Linked DNA regions of Homo sapiens: region 1 is linked to region 2. Evidence: chromatin loops called from intact Hi-C (ENCODE). Cell type or tissue: dorsolateral prefrontal cortex. All regions are shown on one strand. Each heading gives the region's core, and the rest is flanking DNA. Links, peaks and the distances in the headings are about the cores only.

Evidence for each region. A loop is a pair of places that touch in the nucleus more often than their neighbours do. Peaks named below come from ENCODE experiments on the same cell type or tissue, not always from the same donor. Only the 100,000 strongest peaks of a DNase experiment are listed, where the experiment ranks them.
Region 1: it touches region 2 in a loop (5-fold over the local background); 47 of 110 quality-filtered maps call a loop at or near these places.

What each region holds. Positions count from the first base shown.
Region 1 is chr1:247,368,555-247,379,551 of GRCh38, reverse strand. ZNF496-DT (ZNF496 divergent transcript) reads right to left here. Exons shown (of 3, transcript NR_168399.1): 2 at 5,409-5,545; 3 at 2,320-4,895. Among named protein-coding and RNA genes, the nearest start is that of ZNF496-DT, 42 kb to the right of the region's middle. RefSeq lists a silencer at 5,611-5,660. In dorsolateral prefrontal cortex, for the core only: CTCF peaks have their summits at 5,525 (motif pointing right) and 6,650 (motif pointing left); DNase peaks (open chromatin) are centred at 5,571, 5,713, 6,641 and 8,122; H3K4me3 peaks cover 836 bases; H3K27ac peaks cover 1,473 bases.
Region 2 is chr1:247,482,132-247,493,128 of GRCh38, reverse strand. It overlaps the pseudogene OR2W5P. Among named protein-coding and RNA genes, the nearest start is that of OR2B11, 30 kb to the right of the region's middle. In dorsolateral prefrontal cortex, for the core only: CTCF peaks have their summits at 5,650 and 5,858 (motif pointing right); no DNase peak of the experiment used is centred there; H3K27me3 peaks cover 425 bases.

The sequences.
Region 1 (10,997 bases), core at 3,896-8,895, 110 kb after region 2:
ACTCTGAAAAGGAAGTGTAAAGATGAAAAAGTAATCCCTGCAGATATTAAAATATTTTAGAAACTAGAGTTGGCGGCGGGGTGCGGTGGCTCACGCCTGTAACCCCAGCACTATGGAGGCCAAGGCAGGCGGATCACCTGAGGTCAGGAGTTCGAAACCAGCCTGGCCAAAATGAGAAAACCCTGTCTCTACTAAAAATACAAAAATTAGCTGGGTGTGGTGGCGCGTGCCTGTAATCCCAGCTACTCAGGGGCTGAGGCGGGACAAGTGTTTGAACCCGGGAGGTTGCAGTGAGCCAAGATCGTGCCACTGCACTCCAGTCTGAGGGACAGGGTGAGACGCTGTCTCAAAAAAAAAAAAAAAGAAAAGAAAAAAGAAAAAAAAGAAACCAGAGTTGGCTTTTGGAGGCAGGACAAGAAGGGCTTGCTCCTCGGCGGCCATTGTGTTTTTGTGCGCTCTTGGATGGGGTTATGTCCCACATTGTATTTGTTTATGTCTGGCCCCCAACTAGTCCATGGCCTCGGGTCCATGGGCCCCAGTATATTCATCTCTGCGTACCCAGTGCCCAGATTGCTTGACACACAAAGGGAGCTCAGGGAATGACGCAAGGAGCAACACCTGCATCGCACGACCTTCCTCCTCCCTCCGTGAAGGGACACGTGTGTGGGGCGAGCAGCGCAGCCAGGTCATGACCTTCCTCTCCCTCCCTGAAGGGACACGTGTGCGGGGAGGGCGGGGAGAGCAGCTCGTGGCCAGGTTGGCCGCACGTGATGCTAGCGTGCTCTTTACTCTCCAGGTTTCGGGTGTCTATGTTATACCTCCAAATGTTGAAATTATTCATATCAGTAAGGTTCTCCATTCACATTGCAAGTGTTCTGTTTGCTTTATGCGAAGGTGTTCTCCCATCAGCTCCCTTACCACTGCCATAACAAGAGCCAAGCTGCCGACATCCCTTCCCTGACAGAGGGTGCTTTTGTACTTCTCAGCTCCTGTCCAAGAGCCTCAGGATGATAGACAGCCTCCTCTGTTCTCCTGGAAACACCCCTCCACCTCCAAATCTGTCAGTCATGGTGCCTGGAACCACCCAGAGCCATCTGTTGTCCCTGTTAAAATAATCACGTTACTGGAAGTTTGGTTTCTTCTGAGGCCTCTCCCCTTTACTGGTAGATGGCCACCCTCTTGCTGTGTCCTCACATGCTCTTCCCTCAATATGTGTCTGTCCTAATCCACGCCTCTTATATGCACACTCACAGGGCACCCTACATACAGTTGCCTCCTTGTCCCGTCTCTTCCAGGGATCAGCACCATGCTTTGCAAATAGGTGCACAATCAATGCCTATCAGATTTATATGCACTAGTTAAAATGAACTTGATTCATTTTTCTTGATAATGTTAATTCAATCCTTATGAAAAATTATGTCCAAGAGGTATGCAAGGCACTTTGTAAACATCACCCTACTTAATTCTCTGAACTGGCTTTGTCAGAGGCATGCGAACCAGAACTACTCCATCTCGAATGGGCTGGGTAAAATGAGGCTGAGGCCTACTTGGCTGCATTCCTAGATGGTTAAGGCATTCTAAGTCACAGGATGAGATAGGAGGTCGGCACAAGATACAGGTCATAAAGACCTTGCTGATAAAACAGTTTGCAGTAAAGGAGCCGGCCAAATCCCACTAAACCCAAGATGGCTATGAGAGTGACCTCTGGTCGTCCTCACTGCTACACTCCCGCCGGCACCATGACAGTTTACAAATGCCATGGCAATGTCAGGAAGTTACCCTATATGGTCTAAAAAGGGGAGGCATGAATAATCCACCCCTTGTTTAGCATATAATCAAGAAATAACCGTAAAAATGGGCAACCCACAGCCCTCAGGGCTGCTCTGTCTATGGAGTAGCCATTCTTTTGTTCCTTTACTTTCCTAAAAAACTTGCTTTCACTTTACTCTATGGACTCACCCTGAATTATTTCTTGCGCGAGATCCAATAACCCTCACTTGGGGTCTGGACAGAGACCGCTTTCCTGTAACAGTTTTACTCACAACACATCTGACACCAAACCTGTGGGTTTTTTTCTTCTACACAGCAGGCACCAACTAGGTATCCTACAATTCAATTCTGACATGTCTACCTGGAGCTAGAGTGAAATCCCACAGGTTATGGGCTTGGTCCCACAAAACTGCCCCCACTTCATGGAAGTTCCAGGTTTGTTAACCAGCACTTTTGACTGACCAGCTATAAATTCAAGGGTTCCCACACACAATCCCTCTATCTCAGGTTTGGTAAATCAAGAGAATGGGCTCACAAAACTCAGGAAAGTGCTTTACTTCCTGTTACCAGTTTATTATTATAAACAGCACAACTCAGCAACAGCCAGATGAAAGACACAGACAGGACAAGGTATGCGAGGCAGAGTCAGCGCTTCCACACCTTCACCAGGCACAACACCCTCCCAGCACACGAATGTGCTCCTGAACCCAGCAGCTCTCCAAACCTTTTCTTTAGGTTTCTTATGGTTCCATTATTTAAGCATGAATGATCAAATCACTGGTCATTGGCGATTAAACTCAATCTCCAGCCCCTGTTCTTTCCCTGGAAGTCACGGACTGGAGCTGAAAGTTGCAAGGCAAAGTTGATTCCCCTGGCAACCAGCCCTCATCCTCCAGGAGTCACCTCATTAGCATAAACACAGGCATGGATGAAAGGGGCTCGTTAGGAATAACAAAAGATTTCCTCTTGCCCCTATCAGTCAGGGAATTCCAAGGGGTTTAGAAGCCTCCATCAGGAAACAGGGACAAAGACCAAATATCTAATTCTTATTATCACAGATCCTCACAGCCATCCTGTCTGGCGTGTACCGTTAACAACGTCCTCATTCTATCGATGATGTAACTGGTAGATAATAATCACCACATGAATTATAGCATTTTTTAAAATTATACTTTAAGTTCTAGGGTACGTGTGCACAACGTGCAGGTTTGTTACATATGTATACATAAACCATCATTCTGAGCAAACTATCGCAAGGACAGCATTTGTTATATATAAACAACAGTTCTGTAAATTATAGATCGTACTCTACATTGCAATATATATAATCACACATGTACTATGTATAAGGTATTATCATATAACCTAAAAGAAGTAGACATCAGTACTTGTTATTGCATTGTATATTATGTATACTAAATTATTTCTAAAATAACCCTGTGTGGTGAGAACTACTTGATCCTTATTTGATGAGTGAGGAAACAGTGCTAAGAGAAATTACATAACATGCACATACCCACTAGTATGTATGTCTCCTAAAGAAATTCGGATTCATGCTCACAGTGATACGTGTACAAGGGTCCTCAGTGAGGAACTGTTTGCAGCACCAAGAGAGTAAAAACTGCAAAGGGGGAATCATATCAGTGTAACCGCCCAGTGGCTTCACCTTGCTGCTGCCTGGACAGAGCCGATTTCTCAAGAGAGCGGAATTGCAATAGAGAAAGAGTAATTCACGCAGAGCCGACTGTGCAGGAGACAACAGTTTCATTATTACTCAAATCACTCTCCCTGAGCATTCGGGCAGCAGAGTTTTTAAGAACAACTTGGTGGGTGTGGGGAAGCCAGTGAGCCAGGCGTGCGACTGGTCAGAGCTGAAATCCTAGGGAGTCGGAGCTGTCCTCTTGTGCTTACTCTGCTTCTGGTGGGGACGCGGGACCGGCTGGCGAGTCCAAGTGCAGCCATCAGTTGTCAGAAGTGCAAAAGCCTGAAAACACATCTCAAAAGGCCATTCTCAGGTGCTACAGTAGCGATGTTCTTTGCAGGAGTAATTAGGCAAGTTGCAAATCTTGTGTCCTCTGGAATAATGGCCGGTAATTACGCTTACGGCTCAGTAGAATTCAGGCCCCTGTCATCCTCCTAACTTGGCGGCCTTTCATTAGTTTTACCAGGGCAGTTTAGTTTTGGGGAAGGGCTGTTATCATTTAAACCATAAACTAAATTTCTCCCGAACTTAGCGTGGCCTGTAACCACCCAGTGGGTTCACCTTGCTGGCTGCCTAGATGGAGCCGATTTATCATGACAGGAGAACTGCAGTAGAGAAAGAGTAATTCGCGCAGAGCCGGCTGTGCAGGAGCCTTGTTTTATTATTACTCAAATCAGTCTCCTCAAGCATTTGGAGATCAGAGGTTTTAAGGACAATTTGGTGGGTGAGGGGAAGCCAGTGTGTCAGGAGTGCTGATTGATTCGGTAGGACATTAAATCATAGGGAATTGAAGTTGTCTTCTTGCACTGAGTCAGTTCCTGGGTGGGGGCCACAAGATCACATGAGCCAGTTTATCCATCTGGGTGGTGCCAGCTGATCCATTAAGTGCAGGGTCTGTAAAACATCTCAAGCACTGAGCGGTTTAGGGAGGGTCACAATCTTAGAGCCTCCAGCTGCATGACTCCTAAACTATAATTTCTGATCTTGTGGCTAATTTGTTAATCCTACAAAGGCAGTCTAGTCCCCAGTCAGGAAGGATGTTTGTTTTGAGAAAGGGCTGTTATCGTCTTATCGTCTTTGTTTTAAACTATAAATTAAGTTCCTCCCAAAGTTAGTTCAGCCTACACCCAGGAATGAACAAGGACAGCTTGGAGGTTAGAAGCAAGATGGAGTTGGTTAGGTCAAGTCTCTTTTGCTGTCTCAGTTACGATTTTGCAATGGCAGTTTCAGGCCCATGCTTAGGAATGAGCTAAGAGAGCCAGCCTGTGAGGCTAAAAGCAACATGGAGTCAGCCATGTCAGGTTTCTCTGACTGTCTCAGTGATAATTTTGCAATGGTGGTTTCATCCGCACATCTACGCTGCATCTGACGTGTTGCTAAGTGAAGAAAGCTGTGTGCCACATACATGTATCTCCTCATCCAACTGAAATTTTTTAAAAATTGTTTTAATTTTTGTGCAGATAATACAGACATGTACCCCACCACACACAATGTAAACTGCAAAAGCAAAAAACCGAGATGCCTCGTCCACAGTTCAACCCTCTGCGAACAGAGCCATCCTGGATAAAAGGTATGCCTCCAAAATATCTAAATATAGATAAAGATATATCGAGAGGGAAATAATGATATATAAGCGCCCATTCACATTTGTGTGTGTGCGCCTGTGTATCAACAAATAACACACATGTACCGAAGTGTTATGGTTTATTTCCTTCTCACAACCAACTCTAAACAAAGCCATGATACTGCCCAAAGTCAGCAAGACGGAGGCCAACCAGCTGGCTGGCCTCCTTTAGGAGCTTCAAACTTTTCAATCCCAAATTCAATAGGAAGAAGGAAGAAGAAATAATGAGGAAGAGGGAGGAATACGGAGGCGGGGAGGGGGCAGAGGAGAAAGAAAAGGCAGAAACAGAAAAGAGGGAACAATGTCCCGTACCTTGCTTTGCTCCTGCAAAGTAAAGGCCACCTGAGGAGGGTCGGGGTGAATCCTTCACATGGGTGGACAGAAAAGCGAACACTTTCCACCAGAGGGCGCGGGAAAGGGGCCTCAGACTTGCTCGGCTGAAACCCAACCTTGTAAGAAAAAACAGAAAAGGCGCTCAGTGCTGGTCCCAGCACCCAGTGTGCGCTGGCTGCAGGCACCGGGTGGGCCTGAGCGGCTGCGGGGCTCGGTGCCCTGGGCTCGCACCGGGGGTTGGCGAGGGGCGCGGGGCGCGGGGCGCGGGGAAGCCTCTGCAGGGCTGGTCGCTTTCACACTCCCAGTAACATAGACTGGGGCGCTGGGGAAGCTGTTAAAGAAGCCAGGCTTCGAGATGTAACACGCCCCGATTCGTTTCATTTTTTCTTTTTTTTTTTTTTCTTTGAGACGGAGTCTCACCCGGTTGCCCAGGCTGGAGTGCAGTGGCGCGATCTCGGCTCACTGCAACCTTCGCCCCCGGGCTCAAGCGATTCTCCTGCCTCAGCTTCGGGAGTAGCTGGGATTACAGGCGCGCGCCACCACGCCCGGCTAAATATATATATATATATATTTTTTTTTTTTTTTTTTTTTTTTTTTTTTGAGATGGAGTCTCGCTATGTCGCCCAGGCTGGAGTGCAATGGCACTATCTCAGCTCACTGCAACCTCCGCCTCCTGGGTTCAAGCGATTCTCCTGCCTCAGCCTCCTGAGTAGCTGCGATTACAGGCACATGCCACCACACCCGGCTAATTTTTTTTGTATTTTTAGTAGAGATGGGGTTTCACCATGTGGGTCAGGCTGGTCTTGAACTCCTGACCTCGTGATCCGCCCACCTCGGCCTCCCAAAGTACTGGGATTATAGGCGTGAGCCACCACGCCCGGCCTAATTTTTGTATTTTTAGTAGAGACAGGGTTTCACCATTTTGGCCAGGCTGGTCTCGAACTCCTGACCTCAGGTGATTCGCCCGCCTAGGCTGGGATTACAGGCGTGAGCCACCGCGCCCGGCATATTTTTTTTGTACTGTCAGTAGAGATGGGGCTTCACCATGTTGCCCAGGCTGGTCTCAAACTCCTAAATTCGAGTGACCCGCCCGCCTCGCCCCCTGCAGTGCTGGATTACAGGCGTGAGCCTCAGTGCCCGGGTTTCCCATTCATTTTCTAGCTGGACACGGAAGGATGTGACCGAGACGCTGACGGCGTCCGTACTGTCCTCGGCGCCCTCTGGTGGTCACAGCCAAGTACAACTTGCGGAACAATTCAGCTCCAGCTAAATTTGGCAGTGCCAGGGATGGGTCTATCACTCTTCTGGGAGGAAAACGCATGACCTTGCAATTTGTTTTAAGAACGACCATAGTGGGCTGAGCGCAGCGGCTCACGCCTGTAATCCCAGCACTTTGGGAGGCCGAGGCGGGCGGATCACGAGGTTAGGAGTTTGAGACCAGCCTGGCCAACATGGTAAAACCCCGTCTCTACTAAAAATACAAAAATTAGCCGGGTGTGGTGGCGCGCGCCTGTAATCCCAGCTACTCGGGAGGCTGAGGCAGGAGCACTGCTTGAAGCCGGGAGGCGGAGGTTGCAGTCAGCTGAGATTGTGCCATTGTACTCCAGCTCTGGGCGACAAAAACGAACAAACAACAACAAACAAACAAACAAAACGACAGGAGCGACCGGATCACAGGCTCAGGCCTGCGATCTCAGTACTTTGGGAGGCCAAGGCGGGTGGATCACACGAGGCCAGGAACATGCGAATCGCTTGAACCCAGGAGGTGGGGGTTACAGTGAGCCAAGATCGCGCCACTGCACCCCAGCCTGGGCAACTAAGCGAGACCGTGTCTCAAAAAACAAACAAAAAAAAAACAGGGCCTGTGCCTCTCCACGGTCACCCTTTACTAAATGTGCATGTGCGTGTTCCCACTAGTCCCGGGAATGGACGCCACGTCTCCGCAGCACCTGCACGGCTGGAATACCGCAGAATTGTGACAGGCATTGGAACCAGAGCAATTCCATCTTGAACATGGGCTGGGTAAATTGAGGCTGAGACCTGGAAGGCTGCACTCCCAGACAGTTAAGGCTTTCTAAGTCACAGGATGAGATAGGGGGTAGGCACACGATACAGGTCATAAAGACCTTGCTAATAAAACAGGTTGCAGTAAAAAAGCCGGACAAATCCTACCAAAACCAAGATGGCCACGAGAGTGACCTCTGGTTGTCCTCCTTGCTACACTCCCGCCAGCGCCATGACAGTTTACAAACGCCATGGCAACCTCAGGAAGTCACCCGGTATGGTCCAAAAAGGGGAGACATGAATAATCCACCCCTCGTTTAGCATATCATCAAGAAATAATCATCAAAATGGGCAGGCAGCAGCCCTTGGGGCTGCTCTGTCTGTGGAGAAGCCAATCTTTATTCCTTTACTTTCTTGATAAACTTGCTTTCACTTTACAGAGTCACCCTAATTCTTTCTTGTGCGAGATCCAAAAACCCTCTCTTAGGGTCTGGATTGGGACCCCTTTCCAGTAACAGAAGCACAAATACGGTTTTGTCGCCCACATTCTAGGGCTTCTGGATGTGCAAATACGGCTTTTCCCCCCGCATTCTAGGGCTTCTGGATGTGCAAATACGGCTTTTTCCCCCGCATTCTAGGGCTTCTGGATGTGCATTCTGGGCAGGCCTTAGATTCCAGGGTTAGCCACTGCAGTGACTGCTCAAGATCACTCCTTGGCCCCAGGCCAGACAGGGTGCAGAGGATGACTGTCCCAGGATGGATCACCCCAGAATCCCCAGTAGCAGCACATTACTTGTAAAAAACATTCTTTTCAGGATTTGTCCCACTCGAGACACTTTAATTTTAGAATAGGCTACACGACTGCTAATGAGTAGTAAGAGCAGACACTGTGCTTGGAGCCATAATAAACCCTCCTCCACTGGGAGTGCATCTTCACTTTCCCATTCCTGGAGGTGAGAAGAGAGAGTAGCTGAGAACATTCTGAGTTATGTAAGGCATACAACATTTATTTATTTATTTATTTTGAGACAGAGTCTTGCTCTGTGACCTAGGCTGGAGCGCAGTGATGTAATCGAGGCTCTCTGCAGCCCCTGCCTCCCGGGTTCAAACAATTCCCCGGGAGGCATACAAAATTTATCAGGCTCAGAGAGACAGCAGTATGGGGGGGCGGGGGCAAGGCGGGGGCAGTTGTTTAAAGGCATTTTGTTCCTGACTAGCTGCATCACCTATTATCTCCATGTTGCTAGCGTTTGTGATACAAAGAAAAATGTATAGCTAACCAATAGCTTATGTTATTTTAATGTAAATTTTTTATAAACAGCTGAGGAACTGCCTCTTTCATCCTTTAAAAACTCACTTGCAACTGCTGCTAATTGGAGGATATATTCAGAGCAACTTGAATCTATCTCTCCCGGCTTACAGTCCTCAAACTTGGCCCAAATAAACTCCACTTATATTAATTTTGCCTCAGTTTCTTCTTTAATCAACAAAGGGAAGGGAAGTGCCTAAGGGAAGTGGGGCTGCCTAAGAATGCTCAAAGCAAGCCCACCACTGAGGTCTGGGCAGAGAGTGATACTTCAGGCTTTACTGCTCCTCTCAACCTGGGAAATTTTCCTTTTGTTTTGCATTAAAATACAGTGGGGGCAACCAAACTCCCTCGATGAAAAAACGGATAAGGACAATTTGAAAAACACAAATAACTGAATACTCATTCAGCTTTTAAAAGACGAAATTGGCCAGGCGCGGTGGCTCACACCTATAATCCCAGCACTTTGGGAGCCCAAGGCGGGTGGATCACAAGGTCAGGAGATCGAGACCATCCTGGCTAACACGGTGAAACCCCGTCTCTACTAAAAATACAAAAAATTAGCCGGGCGTGGTGGCGGGCGCCTGTAGTCCCAGGTACTCAGAGGTTGAGGCAGGAGAATGTCGTGAACCCGGGAGGCGGAGCTTGCAGTGAGCCGAGATCGCACCACTGCACTCCAGCCTGGGCGACAGAGCCAGACTCTGTCTCAAAAAAAAAAAATTCAAAATTTTGTTATATGGACAATAGGGATAAATCTTGAGGACACTATGCCAAGTGAAATAACCAAGTAACAAAAGAGATACTGGGCCAGGTACGGTGGCTCACACCTGTAATCCCAGCACTTTGGGAGGTCCAGGCAGAAGGATCACGAGATCAGGAGATGGAGACCATCCTGGCCAACATGGTGAAACCCCGTCTCTACTAAAAATACAAAAATTAGCTGGGCGTAATGGCGCATGCCTGCAGTCCCAGCTACTCAGAAGGCTGAGGCAGGAGAATCACTTGAACCAGGGAGTCGGAGGTTGCAGTGAGTGGAGATCGCGCCACTGCACTCTAGCCTGGCGACAAAGGGAGACTCCGTCTTAAAAAAAAAAAAAAAAAGCCAGTGGCACAGTAATCATTCTCCTACAATTACCCATGCTATGTGAGTTAAAATAAAATTTTGTATGCTTATCTCCCTGTTAATCTGCCTATTGTCAGTTGATTTTGCAGCAAAACTTCAGAGAGTGAAGCAGCTTTCTCTTGGCCCCTACAGATTTGGCGCTGTGAGCAGGATCACCAAAACTGTTTAGCTCTTCTGAAGCCAGGAGTCCAAGGAACCTGGGGCCTGACAGGCCAGCAGAAGGGGAAGAATTTGGGAGTAGTTAGATTCTTGGCATCTGTAAAAAGTAAAGTAGAGGTTCCTCTTCAAAGACTTTCCTCCCCATCTAATTAGGAATAAATAGTAACTTCTATTAGAAGCAAAATTTATTCAAAGACCTGTGCTAACATTCTTAAATATCTGCTAGCCGTAATAAAGAAATCAATGTTCTTTATGTTCTTAGCTCCCACAATTTAGCCTAAATATCTGCCCTGGCATGCTTATACTGGTCCAAGTAAGCATTAGGTCACAGCCTGTTCCTCTTCCTTATTTGAAGGTGTTTTTACCTTTCTCAGCATTCCACCAGTTACTTCCTCTTTCCTTTGTTCCCCTCTACCTTTGCCTCTTTTAAAAAGTTCTAAGTTGCTAGCCAATCGAGACAAATACAGAATGTGAGGTCCCGCTCCAGCCAGTGGAAACCAGACACAGCAGTAGGGAGGACGCGTCAGGTTATAAATGACCCTGTCTCCTTTGTTCAATGCACTCTCATGGCAAAACTGCTGATGAGTGTACCCTTTCTGCAAGAAGTAAAAATGGCCTTACTAAATAAATTAAATTCATGTTCAAGTGCTATTTCTTTACCGCACCAAGGAAGAAACATTTCAAACAGCATCTGTCTGTGCAATCCAATCAAGCAGACAGTAAAACTGTTTCCTTTTCCTTTTCCAAATTTAAGATAAATGGAAAGAAAGAATTTATTTATTTATTTAGAATCAGCTCTGTTGCCCAGGCTGGAGTGCAGCGGGACAGTCATGGCTCACTGCAGACTTAACCTCCTGGACTCGAGGGATCCTCCTGCCTCAGCTTCCTGTGTAGCTGGGACCATAGGTGCACTCCACCATTCCCTGCTAACTTTTTGATTTTTTTGTAGAGATGGAGTCTCAGTTGTTGAGGCTGG
Region 2 (10,997 bases), core at 3,399-8,398:
CTTCCCCATGCCTGGTGCACAGGATCATTCATACCCAGTGAAGGCAGCCAGGGATTCAGAATGCTACAGGAAGAGTCCTGGGTAATGTGAGGAGCTGGATTTTTATTATCTCTAAAACAATGATTTCAAAATCTATCATCAGTAACACCTAGGGAGCTTTTTAAAGACAGAGATGCCTAGACCCACACCTGGCATTGTAGATTCAGGAAATTTGGAGAGTTCTTGGAAATTTGTGCCTTAAGCGTTCTGATGCACGATCAAGTTTTGGAAACACTGCTTTTAGTAATGTCCAATTCCAATATGCACTGATTTTATAAGATTGGTCATCAGAGTTATTTGTGGAGGTTGGGGGTGGTAATTAATTTGAGTATAGGACAGCTCTCTTTGAAGTAGAATATTTACAGCTGTTTAATCTGCTAAGGAGAACAAATTCATTCTATCTGGATGTGTATCATTTGCTCTGTTCTTCCCAAAGGCTTGCATTCCTGACTAGAGTCAGCTCTTTTGTAGGTACTTTGGCTATGCGAAAAGGTCAAGGAGAAGATGCAAATAACTCTGAGCAAATTCTGCTTTTTCAAAAAGCAACTCAAAGGACATTCCCCACTCATACAGAACCAACCTGTATCCAGGACAGGGCACTATAACTTTACTGATGTTGACCCCTCTCTCTTTGAAAAACTGCCACAGAAGCAAATAAAAGGGCTTGAAGAAAAGGCCACTCATGTTGTCTCAATTTTTATTTGACATCCATGACATAATCTGCAGACTGCCCAGTGCCTTTGGGTGATTGAATTAGTTTTGTAAGTCCCCAGCAGTTGTGGATAAATCAAAAAGACAAGGAAAGTGCAAGATACAGCAGAGATATCCTGAAGCAGGCAACTTCAAACAGAAGGAAACCACTTCACATCCAGAGGGCAGAGGACGGGGTCAAACTCGAAAGCATTTTCCCACCCGCGTTCACTCTACTCCTTGAATATTAGTTCTCCACATGGCCACAGACACATCTAAGAGAGTAACTCCAGCAAACTGTCTACATTACTAGAGTGTTCCCCTCGTTGAGGCTCCCCAGCCCCTTTCTCCCACCCCAGAAGTTTCTTCATGGTCCCCTTCACATCCTTGTTCCTCAAAGTGTAGATGAGGGGGTTGATGCTGGGAATGACGATGGTGTAGAAGAGAGTCAGGAACTTCCCCTGATCTTGGGAGTAGCTGTTGGCCGGCTTCAGGTACACGTAGATGATGGTTCCGTAGAAGAGAGAGACCACTGTGAGGTGAGAAGAGCAGGTGTGGAAGGCTTTCTTTCGCCCTGCTGCTGACTTCATCCTCAGCACCGCGGCTGCAATCACGCCATAGGAGATGAGGATGAGGGAGAGCGGCACCAGGAGGAGAGCCACCCCCAGGGCAAAGGTGAATCGCTTCTACCAGCATGGTTTCCTCACAAGACATGGCAATAAGAGCAGGCATCTCACACAGGAAGTGGTCCACCCTGCGACGTCCACACCGGGAGAGCTGCATCGTCTGAGGACACATGATGAAGGAGTTTAGGAAGCCACAGCACCAGGCCACAGTCACCAGCTGCAGGCAGAGATGTGGGCGCATGACTGCCATGTAGTGCAGGGACCGGCAGACGGCCACATAGCGGTCATGGGACATGACAACCAGGAGGACGCACTCGGTGGAGCCCAGCATCATGTAGATGTAGAGTTGGGCCACACAGCCGTGGTAGGTGATGGTCTTCTCTGGACCCCCCAGGTTCCACAGCAGCTGAGGGGCAATGCTTGCTGTAAAGCAGAGATCTAAGAAAGACAGATTCCCAAGAAAGAAGTACATGGGTGTGTGGAGCCTGACATCCATGACCAGCAAGAGGATGATGGCAGTGTTGCCCACCAGGGTCAGGATGCAGAAGATCAAGATAACAGCAAAGAGAATTTTCTCCAGTCCAGGCCGATCAGAAGAGCCCACCAGGATGAATGCCTGTAGGTAACTGGCATTGTCCTTTCCCATAATCCACCAGCTATTACAGAGAAACAACCAAAGAATTAGATAAGGGGGCACATGCAGATGATCTGGCACTCTCCAATTTCCATTTACAGGTCTGTGAAGTTAAGAGAGCCATTTGCCCTTTCTTTGCTTTTTTAGAATAGACTTATTGAAACCTGTTACATGCAAAGTCGTGTGCCTGATGCCCCAGGAAGACGGGATGAATTGACTCTGGAGCTTCCCTCCTTGGTGAATAATGTGTATGAATAATGACAAAGAAGGGAGAAAGAGAAAGTTCTCTAAAAGAAGATGCGTTAAAAGGCTGAGTATTATGCAGATCACTCCCAAGTGATCAGGAGGGCCTGTGTAGAACAGTTTGTATTAAGGGAGACTGCTGAGTCTGAGAGTTGTTTTTGGTTGTTGCAAATAATAAGTAAGAATTTGACATGTGGCAGATTGAGCTAAATATGTTTCACAAAGAGGAGGTAGTATATACAAAGTCATGAAGGACCACATTTATGGGTGATGCTTAAGGAAGCCATGAATGTACGTACCAGGCAACTCCTTAATGGCATGTAATTTTATTAAGATGAAACACAGTGATTTTTGACCCTACAAGAAAGGACTGTGATGATAGGTTTAATTCTGCCTCTGTAAAACACAGGTCTGCAAATGTATGGCCTGCTATTCAGTTCATCTCTCTCTAACTTGGCTTTTCCTTGTGCAACATGGGAAAGAGGCTAGATCTTCTCTAAGTCCCCACTCAGACCTCACATGTCTATGTAACTGGTGACACTGAGTATATACCCTGAGCACTTTCAGCTATTGAGGATTTCCACAGTCTAAGCCAAGGGCTTTGATGGGGACTCTGCCTTATACAGCCAATATCCACCCAGGCTTGTATCTGCTATGATAATAGCAAACGGCATCTGGGCAACACACAAGAAGGAAGCTGTGGGAATGAGGGCACAGAAACACATTGAAGGACATGTGTCTATGCAGCCGCTGTCACCACCTGTCCATCCTGACAACTGACATGCTATGAGCTGTATCCTGTTGGAGCTGCAATTGGGAATTCTGTAGTTCCCATCCATTGGTCCAGGCACCGGACCCTCTGCAAAGCCCTATGAAAGGGTAAAAGAGGCAGGGTCTATCAGAAGTAGCCAGCCAAGTGTCAAAGAATGGAAGACTTTCAGAGGCTTCCTGAGTACTCACAAAGGAGACTTTCACAGACACACATTTTACAGGTGTTGGTTATTATGAACAACTTGTACTTCTGTATCCTCAGACCTATCATAAGTTTTCTCCCAGGTTCAGGAGACCTCAAGAGTGGCAATGACAAGCTACACAAATTGCTCAGCAACTTTATCACTTTGGGTGATAAAGTTGTGATCACTTTGGGTGATCTCAGCAAAGTTTATCACTTAGGGTCTGACTCCTTAACCAAAACTGCAAATTTACCTTGTAGTCATCTGTTCAAAACTACTTTTTTTCACAATGCTTTATTCTTTCAATCCAAAATGTCCCACTGCTCACCCTTATGACAAATATGCAGAGGCTCTTCTCTGTTTCACCTAACAGGTATTCAACTATAAATTAATGCATCCTGTCTTCTCACATTTCTTAGCTCTTTAGTTCAGAACCATGAAATTGCAAGGAATACAGCTCTTAGAAATGCCCAAATACCTTTAATAGTTTAGTTGACACATAATACTATAAATGCTTACTAATTTTGAAAACTTAGACGCCAAGGTCTGAATTGGGTTGATTCTCTGGCTGAAGGTTATGCCCAAAACTGTACCAACCCATATAGAGGAGAATCCACCAAATGGTTCTCTGTGCTTACTGAAAAGGATTTAACAATGCCAAGCAATAGAGCTATTTTTGCCTGGCTTAGGTATAGAGCACAACATAAACAATCACAACCCTTTCACATTAGCGTACATTAGACTTTTACAGAGCTTTCACACTCTAGTTTCAGACCATCATCACAGCAGCCCTGCAAAGTGGACAGGCCAGGCATTAGAATCTCCATGTTAGAGATGATCAACCTCAATAATAGAGAAGAAGAAAGAATAGCCAATGCTTGCACTACAGCTTCATATCAGAGCAAGGTTTATAGTGCCAGCCCTATGCATTAACCCAAGTTTCCATTCATTCTGCCTTCCTCCCTGTTCCTATTTCTCACCCACTTAAAGCTGTAGTTGTTTAAAGTTGATCACTCATTACAGCACTCCCATTAACCTACACATTACAATCCTAACAATAAAATCCATCATCATGAGCAGTTTCCAGAGAGAAGCTTGTGATCACTCTCAAAATCGCCAGAGATTTGCAATGCTTGATTTGTGCGAAAACAGAATTACACGGTTCTCTGTTCAAATCAGCTATCATTTTATCAAGAGACTAAAAAGATTGGTTTATTGTGTGTGCATGTAGGCTCAGAAGAGGCCCTAGGATTGGCTCAGCTAGCAATGGACAAATGGATAATGGATAATCACATAATCACTCCTAATCTACTTTAGATACACTTTGCTAGAATTTGGTGCATTTGATTGTTTCCGAGTTGGATACAATGTCTCTTTTCCAAAATGGAGTTCCAAATTGCGAGTTGGCATTGAGAAACCCGTTACTCTGGTGTTCTAACAGATATAAACTCTAATCAAAACTATTACAAGATAACTCTATATCTGCATACAGACGACTGAAGATACAGATATAAATCTCATTGCCACGACAAAGCTTGTATTAAAATCTCACCCTTGTTCTTCCCAGAAAGTAGAAGACCTATGATTCTGTCAACCCTCCTTACTTCAATTCCGGAGACCAACCAGGAGTTTTCTCATGGATAAGGCAGCTAATTCTTGTCCCTTTTAGTTTCTGGATCTTCCAGAGGAAATTACACTGAAAACCCTGAAAGGAGATTGAGCACAAAAATAATGTCTGTCCCATTTAAGTGTTAATAAGCCTTTAAGTAGCAGAGCTTGGAAGAGAAATGATGAACTGTGGGCAGGAATGACAAGCTAAGTGAGTGGTGTGGCATAGTGCCACATTTCAAGTCAACATGTTTTATCTCACGTCCATATATACAGGTAGTCTAGGGTCAAGGAGATGGCAGACCAGCCCCAGGGATAAAGGAAAGCACACTTAGTTCTAAGAGCTTTGAGAATATAGACAATGTCATTTGATTGGTTCATACTAAGTGGATAGGAGGACAACTTCAATGCCATCTCACCTTGGGGATTTGGAGTCATCTAGGGGCATGAGGAAAAGTGACATCAGCTTGTTCACAGAGCTAAGACCTCAGGGACTCGTGTCATCTAGAGATTGGCCCGGCCACCGCCCCCCCCCCGCCCCCCGCCCCCCACAACACACACAAACACAAAACTCACCGGGGAGGCAACACAGAAAGTTCCCAAATGTGGGGCTCAGGTATTCTTGAAAAGAGAATTAATTTCTGGGTTCTATGTCAAAACAGAAGTAGATCAATTTCTTCATTTGGTCCTGGACTCACAAAATTAAAATCATTAAAATGTGGGGAGGCAAGCATCCCCAAAGAATGTACATCCTCCAATATAAGAAATAATGAGGTAAGGGGGACACTGATATAGGAAACTCTTGGGTCTGTTATTGCCACATTAAGAGGCCACAGGAAACTTCAGTTCTTCCCTCCATTCCACTCAATATTTTTACCTCCTGCAGGGATGGGGCTACATCAGGAGGCTGGTGTTCATCCAGGAGAGTCCTGTGTGGGTTACTCTGCCCTACCTCTCCCCACATTCACTGTGCATGTGTCTTCCCAGTAGCCAAGGCTCTCCCATCTCACCTCCTACAGGAGACCTCTCAAACAGAAACACTAGATGGCAACATCAGCCTTCCATACAGCTGCCAAAAATCATGTGTGTGGAAGATTTTATTTAGCATTTTTAAACTGGCATTGGTGTATTAAGTCAAAATAGGAATTTCTTAAGAAGTAGCAGAAAATAGAATATCTCCAATTTTCTTGAATATCAGCTGTTAACATTTATTGATTAAAAAAACTTGCATACAGTTTGAAAAAAACACCTTATTTTCTAATTTTACATAAGGAAAAATTAATTTCCAACTACACTGTGGTGACTGACTTACTCAAGGTCAAATAACTAGTAGCCACTGGCTGCCCAAACTGGAACCACCTCTCACCAATCATCTTATCTCTTACCCTTCCCATTACATTAAATAAAATGGAACTGATACTATTGAGGTGGAGGATAATTAGTAAAGAGATTCAAACTATGGTTTTTCAGGCTCCAAGTTAACATTTTAAGTTTTTTTTTTTTTTAAATAATAAAATTGTCTTTTTACTGCATGGGATTCTGTCATTTCTAGAACTTTGAAAATAGATATTTCTAGCTAAAATGAAAGAGAATTTTTGCATTTGGAGTTTAACACAACACCTTCTATAGTATTGATGTTTACAATTTGTTTCTTGATTCAGTATTTCCCTTTCCTGGAGGAGTGAATGAAGTCCATTAGGTTCACAGTGCAATCTATGGCAGAAAAGGGATATGAATTATCTTTTCTTCAAGACTTATGTGAAGCTTTTTAATACACAATTTAGCACCCTAAAAGTGGTGGTGTTTATATTCCCTCTTATTTTTATGATTTTTTTAAAAATACATGTGAAATTTATTCCCAAGTAAAGAAACTACTATTCACAGTAGGATTTTTTTGTAATACATGCTTGTTTTCAATTATAATAAGCTATGAATTTATTATCATTTGAACTTGTAGATACATACCTAAAGTATAGTTAGTGTTCGGACAAGATTAATGAGAATATATTTTCTTTTAAAATTTCCTTTAACAGTGTTTCATTAATGAATACAAATTAAAAATAAATGGAAAAGGAAATAATTGGAGGTCTCTTATTAATGAACCGTGACCAGTTGGCTTAATTTACTAAAGCATGAAGATAATGAAGCCGTATTTTTACTCAGATAACAAATATTGCTAAACTTCTTCATCTCTCTAGCTTTTGTGTTTTAACCGTGAATTTTTGTGGATGTGTTTGCATAGCTTTTTTTCTGGAAGTATCTACAACTCTTTGTATGTGTGTTTCTTTGTGTCTGCTTATAAACAGGTTGAGATTCACAGAAAATAACTCAAATTTGGTATCAACAATTTTAATATAAAGTCAGCCCTCCTATCCATGGGTTCCACATCTGTGGATTCAATCAACCTTGAATGGAAAATATTCAGGAAAAAAATTCCACCAAGTTCCAAAAGCAAAACTTGAATTTGCTATGCACCGAGTGCTACATTGAATCCACACAAATGAAGTGGTGGAGAGGCATTATATCAAGTATTATAAGTAATGTAGAGATAATTTAAATTTTGTGTGAGTATGTGCATAGTTTATATACAAGATGACACCATTTTATACAAGGGACTTGAGCATTCGCGGACTTTGGTATCTCAGGGAGTCCTGGGACCAATCCCCCGTAGATACTAAGGGATGAGTGCAGTATTGTAATCGTTAGTGACTTTTCCTAATTCGTGTGAGGTCTGCAGCTCGGTATTTGAATACATGCATTTGCATCTGTGCCCGTTTTCTTGAGTTTGGGTATCTGTGGGAGAGCTTGAAAATGAAATATTTAAAATTCCCATTATGTAACACAAAATCCTTAGGATCAAAATCCCATATACATGTTTAGAACTTATGGGAAGTCCTAGAAATAGTTTGGTCCTTGAACAGTAATTAACAGCAATAATGAGGCAGATGAAAAGGCAGTCAGAGAGCTAGCTGACACCTGGCCCTGAGGTTGGGCCCTAACTCTCTCAGCAGCCACAAAACATGGGCAAGTTACCTATAATCTCCAGGCCAGCAAGTCTCAAAGTGTGGTCCGAGGACCAGCCCCATGAGCATTGCCTGAAAATTTCTTAGAGTTTCACGTTCTGGGACCCTACTCGAAAGCAGCTGAATCAGACACTCTGGGATGGGGTCCAGCAATTTGTGTTTTCATGGACCCTCTACGTGGCGCCGAGGCACAGCAAGTTTGAGAACCACTGGCATAGGCCCACATCTCTTCACACTCAAAAGTTCTCTTTAGGTAGACTGTAATGTTTCAGTAATATTCTTGTGGTACTATGACATGAAGAAATGTTTAAGATGGATCCATTAGACAGGTTGTGTTGCACAATTTTATTCTCCATGTGGGATTTCTGTGCGGTTTTGTATGAGGAATTAGGTGTATTTTTTTGCCAACTGTAAAATCAAAAATCCCTGTAGAAGTCTCAATGGGCATGTTAATGATATCATTTAATAGACTGAGGTATGAATTCTTCTACCTATATTCTTATCTTGAGATGTTCCTGAAGAAAGGAAGGTTTTGAAGCAACTCACCTGCATCACCTCATACCTGTTCCTGGAGAACCTGCTTAGTTGGGAAGGAGGGTGATTGTAAGCTAACAGGAACCACAGGACACCACATCACCAGAGACCGATGGAGATGCTGAAGCACTTTAGCTAAATTGTCCAATAATTTGTGTTTGTTTTGGTGTAAAGGCTTTGGAAACAAACAAACTTGGGCTTCAACCCACATTTTGCATCTTAATAACTTTATAATTTTGACAAACTAACCTCCATAAGCTTCCATTTTTTTCATCCATAAAGTGGAAGCACAATATAACTTAATTTAAAGGATTGTTGTAATGATGAAGTGACAAACAACTGTATATAAAATATTTGACAGTGTTCACACATAGTGAGAATTCCATAGGTAATAGTTATAAATTACAGCTAAATTCTTGTGTGGTGAAGTCTGAGAAAATCTTGAGGATGTGAAAGGGGACAGATACGGACTAAGCTGAGGATTCTTCTGTACAGTGGTCAGTGGAAAGAACCTGGTCTTAAAGCCAGTTTGAAGAGGTCATCAGCCATGGTACCTGGGAACGAGACTGGAACATCATTTTCTTTTGTGACTCTTTTTTTTTTAAGAGACAGAGTCTCGCCATGTTGCCCAGGTTGGTCTCGGACTCTTGGGCTCAAGCAATCCTCCTGCCTCGGCCTCCCAAAGTGCTGGGATTACAGGCATGAGCCACCATGCCCAACCCTTTTGTGACTTTTTTTTTTTTTTTTGAGACGAAGTCTTGCTCTGTTGCCCAGGCTGGAGTGCAGTGGCGCAGTCTCAGCTCACTGCAACCTCCACCTCCCAAGTTCAAGCAATTCTCCTGCCTCAGTCTCCTGAGTTAGCTGTGATTGCAGGCATGTGCCACCACCACGCCCAGCTAACTTTGTATTTTTAGTAGAGATGGGTTTTCGCTATGTTGGCCAGGCTGGTCTGGAACTCCTGACCTCAGGTGATCCACCCACCTCAGCCTCCCGAAGTGCTGTTCTTACAGGTGTGCACCACCATGCTTGGCCTCCCTTTGTGACTCTTAAGAAGATCATTAACACTGATTTTGTGGAGTGACTGATTATCATATTATACTTTGTATGTTCTTACCTTTGTAATATCACTCCTCCTCTGTTCTCCTAAGCCTATCTGCCAACTGCTCCTCCATTCTTTTTTCATTCACTATTTTAGGTATTCCAGAAGAAAATGGGTAAAGAAATAGAGCTAGTAAGTGTTTGAAGGCATTTATTTTTTAACATTTTCATTACAGTGTATCATGCATAGAGAAATGTGCTTAGATCAAAAAGTGAGCACAACCATCTAACCACCATTCAGGTTAAAAAAAAAAGAAAACAACACCCAAAGTCCCCTCATAACCTTTCTCCGTCATCCTACTCAAACCCTATCTGCTCAATAACACTATAGATTAGTTTTCCTTTCTGTTGAAATTTACATAAGTGAAAGCAAATGGCAGGTTTATTTTTATTTCTGGATTATTCTGTTCAATGCTGCTCTTACTCATTTCATTGTGGATAATATCCATGATACGAATACATCCCACTTTATTTGTTCATTTTACTGTGCACAGATATTGGATCATTTTCTGTTTTGGGCTGATACAAATAAGACTGCTGTGAGCATTATTGTAGGGTTTTTTTTTGTGCAGACAGGCACTCATACCTGTTAAATGTCTGTCCAGAAGTAAAATCATGACCTTAGGAAATGCACATGTTCACATTTAATGAAAAAAAAAATGCCCAATAGTTTTCTAAAATGTCATAACAATTATACTCCCACTAATAGTGAATGGCGTTCTTGGCTCCATTTCTCCATCATGTGGTATGGTCAAGTTTTAAATTTCAGGCCTCAGGCATGTTAGTAATCCTTCTATGTGTTTTCATTTGCAATTCACTGACTAATAATAAGTTGGGAATCTTCTCATAAATTCATTGACTATTTAGATAGCCTCTTTTAAAAAATGTCTTTTTAAGTAGCCTGTTTTTCTATTGGATTCTTACCTTTTTTCCTATCTATTTATACAAATTTTTCATGTGGCTTGGCTATGAAACCTTTATCAGTTATGTGTAATACAAATATCTTTTTTTTCAAATCATGGGCTTGCTTTTCCCTGCTCTTACTCTTGTCTTTTGATACAGTACTTAATTTTAACGCAGTCCTATTTACTGATGGTTTCCTTTATAAATACTGCTTTTGGTGTTTTGTTTAACAAATTATTCTGTATCTTTTCTAGCTTCATATTGTCTCTTAAAAACATGGCTTCTAGCTTACTGGGTCCTCACTTGGTATGCCTGCCAGGGTTAGGGCTGGGGGATAGCTAGGGGCTCAGCCAGTGTGTTTCCAAGAACAGAAAGAACATGAGGGAGCATCTGAAGGGTGTTAGCCAACATGACCAGTGCCAAAGACATGGCACAGGTTGCCAAAGATAAGTTATATACTGACAGATTGAGAAAATAAGTAAATATATTGAGGTTACTGGAGGCCTAGTTTTTCACTATTGGAAAGGGAGATTCCATATAAGGAAAGAGGAAGACTACAATACATCTTATGGTATTGAATTTTAATTGGAAATATCAGTATATATTCATGATTTTAAAATACACACAGAGGGCTTGGTGCGGTGGT